2 separate regions of the Homo sapiens genome follow, and region 2 is linked to region 1. Evidence: read pairs that join two places in POLR2A ChIA-PET (ENCODE). Cell type or tissue: A673. All regions are shown on one strand. Each heading gives the region's core, and the rest is flanking DNA. Links, peaks and the distances in the headings are about the cores only. Region 1 has its middle 340 kb from the start of KYNU. Region 2 has its middle 64 kb from the start of LRP1B.

Region 1 (5,394 bases), core at 211-5,210:
TCTAAATTTAAGAGCAACATCTCATTGCCACTTCCATTTTTTTCATTGATAAAACAGTATGTAATACAGAAAGCAGACCAAAGCTCTGTACATTCCATGAGATTTGTGAGTTTCTCTGAAACATTTGTAATCATGTATCAAAAGGCAGAATGCTAAGGTGGCTTGTTGTAATAATTTATACAGAGAATTCCCATTTTATGCCTCACAGGCCAACAAAGAGTTTAGCAATTGTTCTGTTAAATAAAGTGCTAAACTGGAACTAGAATCCCTGAATCCCATCCCCCAGCAGCATGGCTTTATTACCCTTACATGTCGCTTCTGGCAAAAGCCTCTGAGCATCTCTACCTTACAGTTTGAGGTTTTCACAATTATCATCATCTGCTTTGTTTTTAGGATGCACTTCCACTTCAAAATGGTATTCATGCTTGGGGATTGTGTTCGAAGCCATACAAAACACTAAGCCAATTTTATTTTGCTCATTATAACCAAAGGTTGAAAATATTTTACCCTGTCAATATTTTTCTTTTCTCACCCCATGGACTTCATACAGTCATATGCAACATAACGATGCTTGGGTCAAGATCACATATATGACAGTGGTCCCATAAGATTATAATAGAGATGAAAAATTTATATTGCCTAGTGATGTCCTAATGTCATAGGGCAGTGGATTACCCATGTTTGTGGTGATGCTTGTGTAAGCAAACCTACTATGCTGCCTGTCATTTAAACGGATAGCACATACAATTATGTACAGTACATAACACTTGATAATGATAATAAATGATTGCCTTACTGGTTTATGTATTTACTATACTTTAAAATGTTATCTTAGAGTGTACTTCTTCTACCTATAAAAAATGTTAATTGAAAAAACAGCCTCAGGCAGGTCCTTACAAGGTCCAGAAGAACACTTTGTTATCATATGAGATGATGTCATAGACAATGGCATGGTGTCATTGTCCCTGAAGACCTTCCACTGGGACAAGATGTGAAGGTGGAAGACAGTGATACTGAATATCCTGACCTTGTGTGGGGCTAGGATAATATGTGTGTTTGGGGCTTCATTTTTAACAACAACAAAAAAAGTTTTAAAAAGTAAAAAAAAAAAAAAAAAAAACAAAATAAAGCAGAAAGAAGCTTATAGAAAATATTTTTGTATAACTGTACAATGTGTTTATGTTTAAAGCTAAGTGTTTTACGAGTCAAAATTTTAAAAAAAACCAAAGTTTATAAAGTAAAAAAAGCTACAATAAGCTAAGGTTAATTTATTATTGAAGAAAAAATATTTTTAATAAGCTTAGTGTAGCCTAAGTGTACAGTGTTTATGAAGTCTACAGTAGTGTACAGTAATGTCCTAGGCCTTTGGGTTCACTCACTACACACTCAGTGACTCACCCAGAGCAACTTCCAGTCCATTCATGGTAAGTACCCTACACAGGTGTACTATTTTTTACCATATTTTTACTGAACCTTTTCTGCGTTTAGATATGTTTAGGTACACAAATACTTACCATTGTGTTATAATTGTCTCCAGTGTTCAGTACAGTAACATGTTCTACTGGTTTTCAGCCTAGGAGCATTAGGCTATACCATACAGCCTAGTTGTGTAGTAGACTGTACTATCTAGGATTGTGTATGTGCACTCTACCATGTTCCTGCAACATTACTGACTGACATATGACTGTATATATGGACAAATGTAGATAGATGCAAGATATAGATTAGATAGAATCAATAGATACTAAGTTGGTGCAAAGGTAATTGCATTTTTTGCCATTAAAAGTAATAGATACATACACATATATTATACCCTGAACTTAATACTTTACACATATAGAGTTTAAATCCACTAAAAAAAAGTCTGTGTAGTGGAATTGTCCCTGGTTTGTGGCTATCACACTAACACACTAATCAAGTCATTTTCAAAGAATTTTGTTAAATTACTAAAATGATGTAGACACTAGTCCCATCTTAGAAATTCACTCCCCCTTTGAGGATCCAGAATATGCAGAAAAAGGACAAATGTGTAACATTTTTGTTTGCTTCATTTGGTTGGTGTTTGCCTAGCAAGCTGCAAGCTTCTAGCAAGAATGCAAGCTTTTCCCTCTTCATGGTAGGCGCTCAATGAATAATTAATCATCAAACGAAGCTGCATTGGTTGCCAGGAGGTTAGCCACCGGGCATCAACTGTTACGGTGCGCTGGCTTGAGAGGAAAATATCTGGCTGACATGAAATCAGGTAATTAACGAATTCTAAGAAATTCTTTTGAAGAAAAAGGTCTGCTGCTGGAATAATTCAATAATAATAAAAGGAATTGAAGAAAAATATAACCTCTGCACTTTTTTCAACTTTTCAACAAGTGAGTTGCTAAAAACCCATATGCTTGTCATTCATAAATGCATTTCCAGACTTTATCACTTTCTCAAACTCCTTGATGCTTTTTGGCAGTTTTATTCCTTTTTGCCCCAGCTGTAGCAGTTCACTGTGCTGGAGGAGTTTTGAGTTACTGTGTCTTTCCGAGACATTGATAATTTCCACCTAATACATTGTACCGCTTGCAACTAGGAAAAGAAAATTGTGATGTGTCATCGTCTTGTCTTTAAGCGATTTCACTTGCAAAATTCCCTTAGTGCATAACTTACTCCGATTTCAAGTGAGACAACATGAATACTACATTACAACCTGGTAAGTCATAGATATTCTAAATTAGGAGAACGGGGAACTCAAATAAAGGATACATAAGTTTGTCAGTATGTGGGTGGGTTGGAGAGGAAGGGGAAGAAGACAAACAGAGAAATAATATAGGTTAGAAATTTTGTTCTTTGGATAAAATTGGCATATTGGGTTGACTCTATAGAAACATTAAAATGCATTGGAGATATAAAAAGCCTAGGAAAAAGAAAACTGTAATCAGATAATTCTCTTTATTATATAACCAGAAAATATGAAAAAACAGAGGCAGAAATATTGTTAAAAGTATATTAAAGAGTGTCTGAAAAATCATTTTATCACCCAAAACTTTAGATTCTCTTAGATTCTTTGCTAGTCAATTGTTATGAATCAAAGTTTTCTCTATTTTTTTTTTTTTTTTGTCTCCCAACCAGATAGATTTTGGTTCCCATTCAGGATAAAAGAAGAACAAAATCCATATGAACTATTCAAAATCTCATTTTTTATAATGTTTTTCTTGATCTCCTCCTACCAATACCCTCTCTCTTTCATTGTTCTTCTTTATATTTACTCCTCTGAGATGTCATTTCTACAGAAAACCGAAAAGCAGGAACCTAGCTTTGGAATCTTTGATATGCTCAGTATGTGACTCCATTCCCAAATGCCCTTTGTTTCAACTGAAATCTTTTTAGTCTTTTATGCTTTTTGTTCTTACTCCAGGCTAACATGAATAGAAATGCTTGACTACAAGATTTTGCATTCAATTTTTAGGTTGAAGGTTGAAGCATCTTCCTTCTGAAAGTGTCTAACTCAAAACTTTGCAAGTCACTTGAAAACTTGTTCTTTATTCTTTTCTATGACCCAAACAATTAACCAAGTCAGAGGGACAGATGAGAAAGAAGTACGGAAATTGCAGAACTTTTTCCACAGAAATAATTTGTGAGTGCATTATTTTTTTCTCTCTCTCTCTCCTACCAAATATCTATCTTAGAGAGCCTTAAAATTCATACATTATTTTAATGAGTAAAGGGTAGAAAATATTTTTATAAAATTTAAGGTACATTCATGTCTTTACGTGTAAATAAGCATTATCTTACTAAAGCAAGGATGTAGAAGAGATGACTTTTGGTTCTCTTTTGATCTCGAAGAAATGATGCGGAGACCACTGAGGCAGAAGAATAGGGTCTGGTGGCAGGGAACTTAGGCCGCTGATTTGTGCTGACTTCCTAAAGCTGAATCAAGGGAAACCATCAAGGTCTGGGGGAAAGGAATCTGAGGACAATTCGTGATAATTTCTTAAAGTTAAATCAAAGGTTAAACACCTGGGTCTGGGGTCAGAGAACCTAAGACCAATTAATGCGAACTTCCTAAAGCTAAACCAAAAGGGAAAACCCTGCCTCCCCACACCCCAGAAAGAAGGGATCCAAGGCCACTTTCTCTACAACCCTCCCCACCCCACCATGTCTAAGATGGAAAGGGAGAGTGCCTTGGAGTGGCCAAGGGCCAAGCACTGGGCACCCCTTCATCAGCACAGGGCGCCAGTCTGCTTGGCCTTGGGTTAGCCATGAGCCAATCCACCTCAGTCTTTAGCCATGGACCAAATCCTTTATCTAGATAAGGGTAACTGACAGGGACCTCAAAAAGGAGCACTTCCAACCCAGAAAACTGTAACTGAGCCCTTGAGCTGCTGACTCGGGCCCGCTCCCACCCTGTAGAGTGCTTTCTTGCTTTAATAAATCCCTGCTTTCGCTGCTTCATTTCTGTGTTTCGTTCCAAAGTAACAAACTTCATGCATTTTGTTCAATTCTTTGTTCAAAATGCCAAGGACCTGGACAACTCACTCAAGGCCTTCCTTCCGGTAACACCACCATCATCCTGTTTTGATGGTGTTTCTTGTTCAAAAATTGAAGTTGAGATTAGTGCTGTTAGGTTTCTCCACCTAACTTCTAAAGGGTATTTGTCAGATTGACTTACATGATATTTTATTCCAATTCTACATGTTTCACCATAAAAACACTCCTAATTTCCCTAATGAATATCACTCTTGACATCAGCCAATATACTCCTTTATGTTGTTCCCTTGAGGAAACAATGTTGAGAAAACTAATCTTCGGGAAAGATCCCATAAGAGTTTACTCTACATAGTTTAATTTGTCCCTTGAATATTTGATGTCAGAACAAAATACGTTTTACAGAAATATCTGCCCACACAGATGATTCCGGTGATTTAGACATTGTCTTTAACTTTAACCCCTAACTGTGAAGTGCTATAGTCATATGTGCTCCAATTATGCAAATATTATGTCTACAATTTCGTGGAATTTTTTAAAACCTGTATTTGAGTATTTTATATCCAGACTTTAATGAAAAAATAGACAAATTAAAAACACAGATTAAAAAACAAAAGAGTGAGTGCTTGAAAACAATGCAAAAGAACACAAAGAAAATCATCAAAGAAGTTTAGGGAAGTATTAAAATTAGCAGAAATTAAAATAACACACAGATTATCAAAATTATCATCTTTTTAAAATGACTTGAGAGCCTGGACATGTGTTTCTGGGGAGGTAGATGAAGCTTTCTCTTCAACAGTGTCAAATGAAGCTTTCTCTTCAATCGTCAAATGCAGCCACATGTGGCCCATGTGACTGCTAAATGAGCAAGTTATTTTTCCAATATCAGAAATTTTAAAGGCACTTATTCTCTGATGCAAAATAATTTGA
Region 2 (5,394 bases), core at 310-5,309, 340 kb before region 1:
TTCATTTGTGTTTTAATTAATGTTCCATTTTCATTTTGGAATTCTTTTAGGTCATGTCTTTTTTATTGGTTGGGAGAACAAGAGTTCAGAAAATGTTAGTATTGTAAGATATTTTAACAGTTGCCATTTAATTGATATAGGAGAGTAATTACTTTTCCTCCCATAAAACATTAATGTAAAAATGAAAAAGGAAAAAGTATATATCTCAGAGAAATTAAGAACATGGGTTTTTAAAACATTTTTCCTTGAATCTTAATGTTAACTCTAAAGCTATCTTGAACATTTCAATAGTAATTTTCTCTTAAAATAAAAACATCAAGAAACTAATATCTAATTCAAGTAAAAAGACAGTTAATCAAAACTCAGAACAGGGTTGCTGTACTGACAAGCTACAGAGAGCTTTCAGATCTCAAGGTATCCCAGTAAAAATCACATTCCCATTTGATTTTTATATTTTTGGTTTGGCACACATAAAGGGAGTTTATGTCCATTGTACATGATCTACGTAGTTCATTCAAAAAGTTCTAGCAAAATAGAAGTATAAATTACCATTTGCCTTATCAATATAATAAAATAAAATTGTTATTGGATTACAGATTGTTTATAGCTGGCTATTTTATATTGTTTATAATATTTCATGGGCTAAAAATGATTAAGTGATGACTACATTCCATTTATTTTATTTTATTTTATTTTTATTTTTATTTTTTACCCAAGACTCAACAAAATAGTTCTTGGTTAAGCTTTTGGATTTTTGCCAATTGTATTGGTAAAAGATGGTATCTTGGTATAGTTTTAGTTTGCATTTTTAAAATTATAAGTGATGTCAACCATCTTTTTAAAATATTTTTAATGGCATTAGCATTTATTTTTATTTATATATATTTTTATTATACTTTAAGTTCTAGGGTACATGTGCACAACGTGCAGTTTTGCTATATATGTATACATGTGCCATGTTGGTGTGCTGCACCCATTAACTCATCATTTACATTAGGTATATATCCTAATGCTATCCCTGCCCCCTTCCTACATTCCATTTATTTTGGGAGAAAGATTTACAATATTATTAGAGTTTTTTTTTTTTTAACCCCTGCCTTTTTTTTTTAACTATTATTTGCTAGGCTGACATAAACAATTTTATACAAAGTTTACTCTCTTATATAATATTATACAGGGATTATGCATTGGCTTTAAACACTGAATTTGTGCAGAATTTTAGGGACCAACTTAATGTGATAAGCTTTCTTGAGGGGATTGACTTTGCATAATATGGTTCTTTTTTGGTCTTGCACCATTTTGTAAATTGTGGGTTCAGAAACAGGTCCAAATTAAAAGTGAAGCCTAGTAGTATATTTTAATGAGTGTGTGGACTGAATGTTATCAACTTAGGATGCAGACATTTTAGTTAGGGAGTAGTTCTATTTTACTTGATCTCTTGGCTGATAATTTCATTTTATTCAAGGACAATCTTAGGACACTATAAACAATATATAGTAGTAAATGTATGCTCCTTAATCCCTCCAATCCCTGATACTCATTATTCCTTGTCCTTGTTTGTTTTATACAGGGTGCATATGATCATCTGGCACAGTATTTTTAAATATAGTTTCTCATTTATTTTGTTATTTGTTGATTGTTGAGTGTCCAGTTGACTACAATTAGAATGCAACCTCTATGAGGACAGAGTTTCATTTGTTTTGTTAACTGCTATAACCTCAAAAAGATCTGGCTTTATAGAAGGTGCTCAATACATATTTGTTGAATTAATTGTGTCAACATAAATAAATATAATTTGGGAAAGCACATATTTCAAATCTGTTTTAGAAGTTAATATTTGTCTTCACTATAATTATATAAAGCTCTGATACAAGGATTGGCAAAGGTTTTCTTTAAAGGATAATGAGTATTTTAGATTTTGTGAGCTACCTGATCTTGTCAGAATTATTCAACTGCACAATTGTGTGTATATGAAAGCAGCTATGGATGGTATAAATATATCGATGTAGCTATGTACTAATAAAACTTTATTTAAAAAGAGGTGGCAGACCCAATTTGGCCTATAGGTCATAGTTTGTTGGCCCCTGGAATAATTAATCAAGTAGCAAGGCAATTGACGTTTTATTTCTCTTTTGGACACCAAAAAGGGAAATTTGTGTGATATCATTACAATCTTCTTTGAATGGTTTGCTCACAGGTTTGAAGCTCTTGATTTTTTTCTAGTGACATGGGAGCCACACATTAATATGCACAGGAAGCAAAAGCAGTCAAACATAATCAAACTATTGCCAGAACACACAGTGTGACAACATTTTTCCTAAACAAAGTTCAAAGTCACTCAAAGAATGCAGTTATTTATAAACAACTTGTAAAAACTTTAAACAAAAATGACAGTGTAAACTGCTTTTATTTCTTGGGTGTGGCATGAATAAAAAATTACATATGATAAGCATTACATAGCAAAGTTATATTTGTGCTATTTTGAAGTATAGGAAATGCAAAATAAAGGATGTCAGTATGGCTCTTTTAAAATGTTTCAACCAAAAACAAAACAAAAAGTGAAACATCAAATAAAGCAAAAACTTGACTTTACGTGCCTTTAGACCTTCACATTGAGGCTGTTTGTCCTTTTCTGTCTTCATTGATCCCACCGTTTAAAAAGCATAATCTACATTCAGAATCTCTATTCCCAACTTTTAATTACCCTTCAACAGATTGCAATCTGATCCATGGAAATCACCCTTTCCAAAGTGCTTGAGCAGTATATCTTTCTGAAAGCCAAATCCGACAGTCCTAATTTCATCTTCCTTTGCCTTGCTGGACATCTTTCAACCTCTTCTTAAGACTCAGTTGTTTCTTTGCATTTTTTTTTTTTTGGTTGTACACATACACCATGGAATACTATGCAGTCATAAAAAGAATAAAATCATGTTCTTTGCAGCAATATGGATGCAGCTGGAGGCTATTAAGTGAATTAATTTAGAAACAGAAACTCAGAACATATTCTCATAAGTGGGAGCAAAACAAAGGGTTCACATGGACATAAAGATGGAAACAATCGACACTGTCAATTCCCAAAGGAGGAAGGGAGGAAGGGGAGCAATGGTTGAAATCTACCTATCAGGTACTATGTTCATTATTTGGGTGATGCATTCAACAGAAACCCAAACATCAGCATTATGCAAATAGACCCATGTAGCACACCTGCACATGAACCCCCAGAATCTACTTAAAAAATCAAACTCATTGTTGGATGTCATTCCCTTTATTTTATGGCAATAGGAAACTTTGTTGTGCCTTGTTATTCCTCATTAAGCAATGACGCAATGCATTATAATTCCTTATCTATTAAATAGAATCGATTGGTAACAAGCTAAACTCCATCATTTCCCTCAGATTACTACTTGTTATTTGTTCCTGTCTCTGTGCCTTCAGATATGGTTTACTTAGGATTGCAGTTCTTCACTGACAGATCTGAGGATCACACCAACAGCATTTAACTCTGATTCCTGCCTTCTGCTATGCTGAGCTTCCTCTACACAGAAGCAACATTCTTCTCTTCAATCAAATATTGAATGATCCAGCAAACACTTTGAATATTTCATATGTATTTAATACTAATGAATAATAACCCAATGCAACATTTTTTAGCCATTTTCTTGTAGGGAGGAAAGTGATCTTAAACAGGTCACAGCAATGTAATATGATATTTACATCCAATTATTGAGGAAATGTGATGAAGGAAGAATATACGTCTATTGCACACAATTAGGGATGGCTTCTTGAACACAAATTTGAAGTGAATCTTCAAGGAAATAATGGAAAGAAACAGAATAAATGCTTTCTAAGTAGGGAAACAGCATACTAGATGAAGCTGCAGTGCATGACATCCAAAGAGGAGATGGATCTGGTTGGATAATAGTAACAAATATGTTTGAAAGTATTTTGGGCCAGACGTGGTGGATTATGCCTGTAATCCCAACAGTTTGGGAGGCAGAGGTGGGGGATCACTTGAGCCAAGGAATTCAAGACCAGCCTAGGCAATATGGCAAGACCCTGACTCTCTAAAACAAAATTGGCACGGTGTGAGCCCAGAGGTCGAGGCTGCAGTGAACCATGCAGTGTGCCACTACACTCCAGCCTGAGTGAAATAGCAAGACTATATCAAACACACAAAAAGGAAAAAATATAAGAAACAAAAAAATAAGAAAGAAAAGAAGGACATATTGAGATATTAGGGGTGGTAGAGGGGTCGTAGTGGTGGGATTTTAAAATTAGGATATTTCTGTGTTACCAGGACATTCTTTGCCATTTCTGTTTTCTACTTTCAAATTTTGCATCCAGTCTTTGTCAAATAGTAATTTTAACATGTTGCTTTATATGTATGGTAAAACTTTTTTTGCATCATTATTTGTATGTCTTGCCTTCTCTACTGATCTGAATCATTATTCAGCAAAGATTCTCATTGTCTTTATTTCCCTTAGAGAATATATTTAGCACAGTCCCTCAAGTAGGGGCTCTACAAATTTTTCCTGAATGAAGGAGTCTCCTACTGAACTCTACCAATAAAAACATCATAGCCTCTTGCCTACTGTTTATGTTCAATTCACTGACGCCCAACAAATTCATCCAACTTCTCTCTCTTTGAACTTTCCCAATCTTAGGCTAGATGCAGTGGAAAATCTGCCTTTTACTTGTCAGAATTTCAGGAGTGGCATCCTTTCCGTACAAAGCACCATCAATGAGTGTGCTCTGTGAGGAAGTACTACTATGTCACACAGCACACATAAAGACTTCGTTTTCTGATTTTAAAAAGTCTGGAAAATATGACAAACTATACTAGAATGAAATGAATGGCTTTGCTATTTTGCACCACTAGTAGAAAGCCATTATTCATCAATTTTGTTCACCCCACCAAACTGTGAAGCTTTACAACAGAAGCATTATTATGTGAGAAGAAGAGTATGACTATTATTTTAACAAAGCTTTTGTAGTTGCCATCAACATATAAACCTTGAATTTTTATCTTTCTTAACTTAGTGGCATGAAATGTAGGCCTTCTTTGCCTTCAAAGACTCTGACTTTATTTGAGATTCGGTATACACCCCATAATAATTAGGACTTCATCATGACTCTTGAGTAATGCTTTTGAAGGTTTGCCATTGAAGGAGGCTTTTTATTTCTGCTCCACACAGCACCGCACAAAATAAGCTGATGCTAGTGGTAGTTATATCTAGTGAACTAGATACTGTGCAAAAGCCAGGCTAGTCAAAGTTACATATAAATAACCTCTCTTATCTCTGCAATAGGCTATATAAGAATATAAATTTTTGATTTTACTAAATTAATTATGAAAAACTGTTTTCTATCAAAGTGAACTTTTAAGGCATTATG

What was found. ChIA-PET counts read pairs that join two places held together with the same protein. Peaks named below come from ENCODE experiments on the same cell type or tissue, not always from the same donor. Only the 100,000 strongest peaks of a DNase experiment are listed, where the experiment ranks them.
Region 2: POLR2A ChIA-PET joins it to region 1 with 10 read pairs; 2 of 35 experiments call an interaction of 5 or more read pairs at or near these places.

What each region holds. Positions count from the first base shown.
Region 1 is chr2:142,534,550-142,539,943 of GRCh38, forward strand. No RefSeq gene overlaps it. Among named protein-coding and RNA genes, the nearest start is that of KYNU, 340 kb to the right of the region's middle. In A673, for the core only: no CTCF peak of the experiment used is centred there; DNase peaks (open chromatin) are centred at 2,152 and 2,592; H3K4me3 peaks cover 1,652 bases; H3K27ac peaks cover 3,095 bases.
Region 2 is chr2:142,192,108-142,197,501 of GRCh38, forward strand. No RefSeq gene overlaps it. Among named protein-coding and RNA genes, the nearest start is that of LRP1B, 64 kb to the left of the region's middle. In A673, for the core only: no CTCF peak of the experiment used is centred there; no DNase peak of the experiment used is centred there.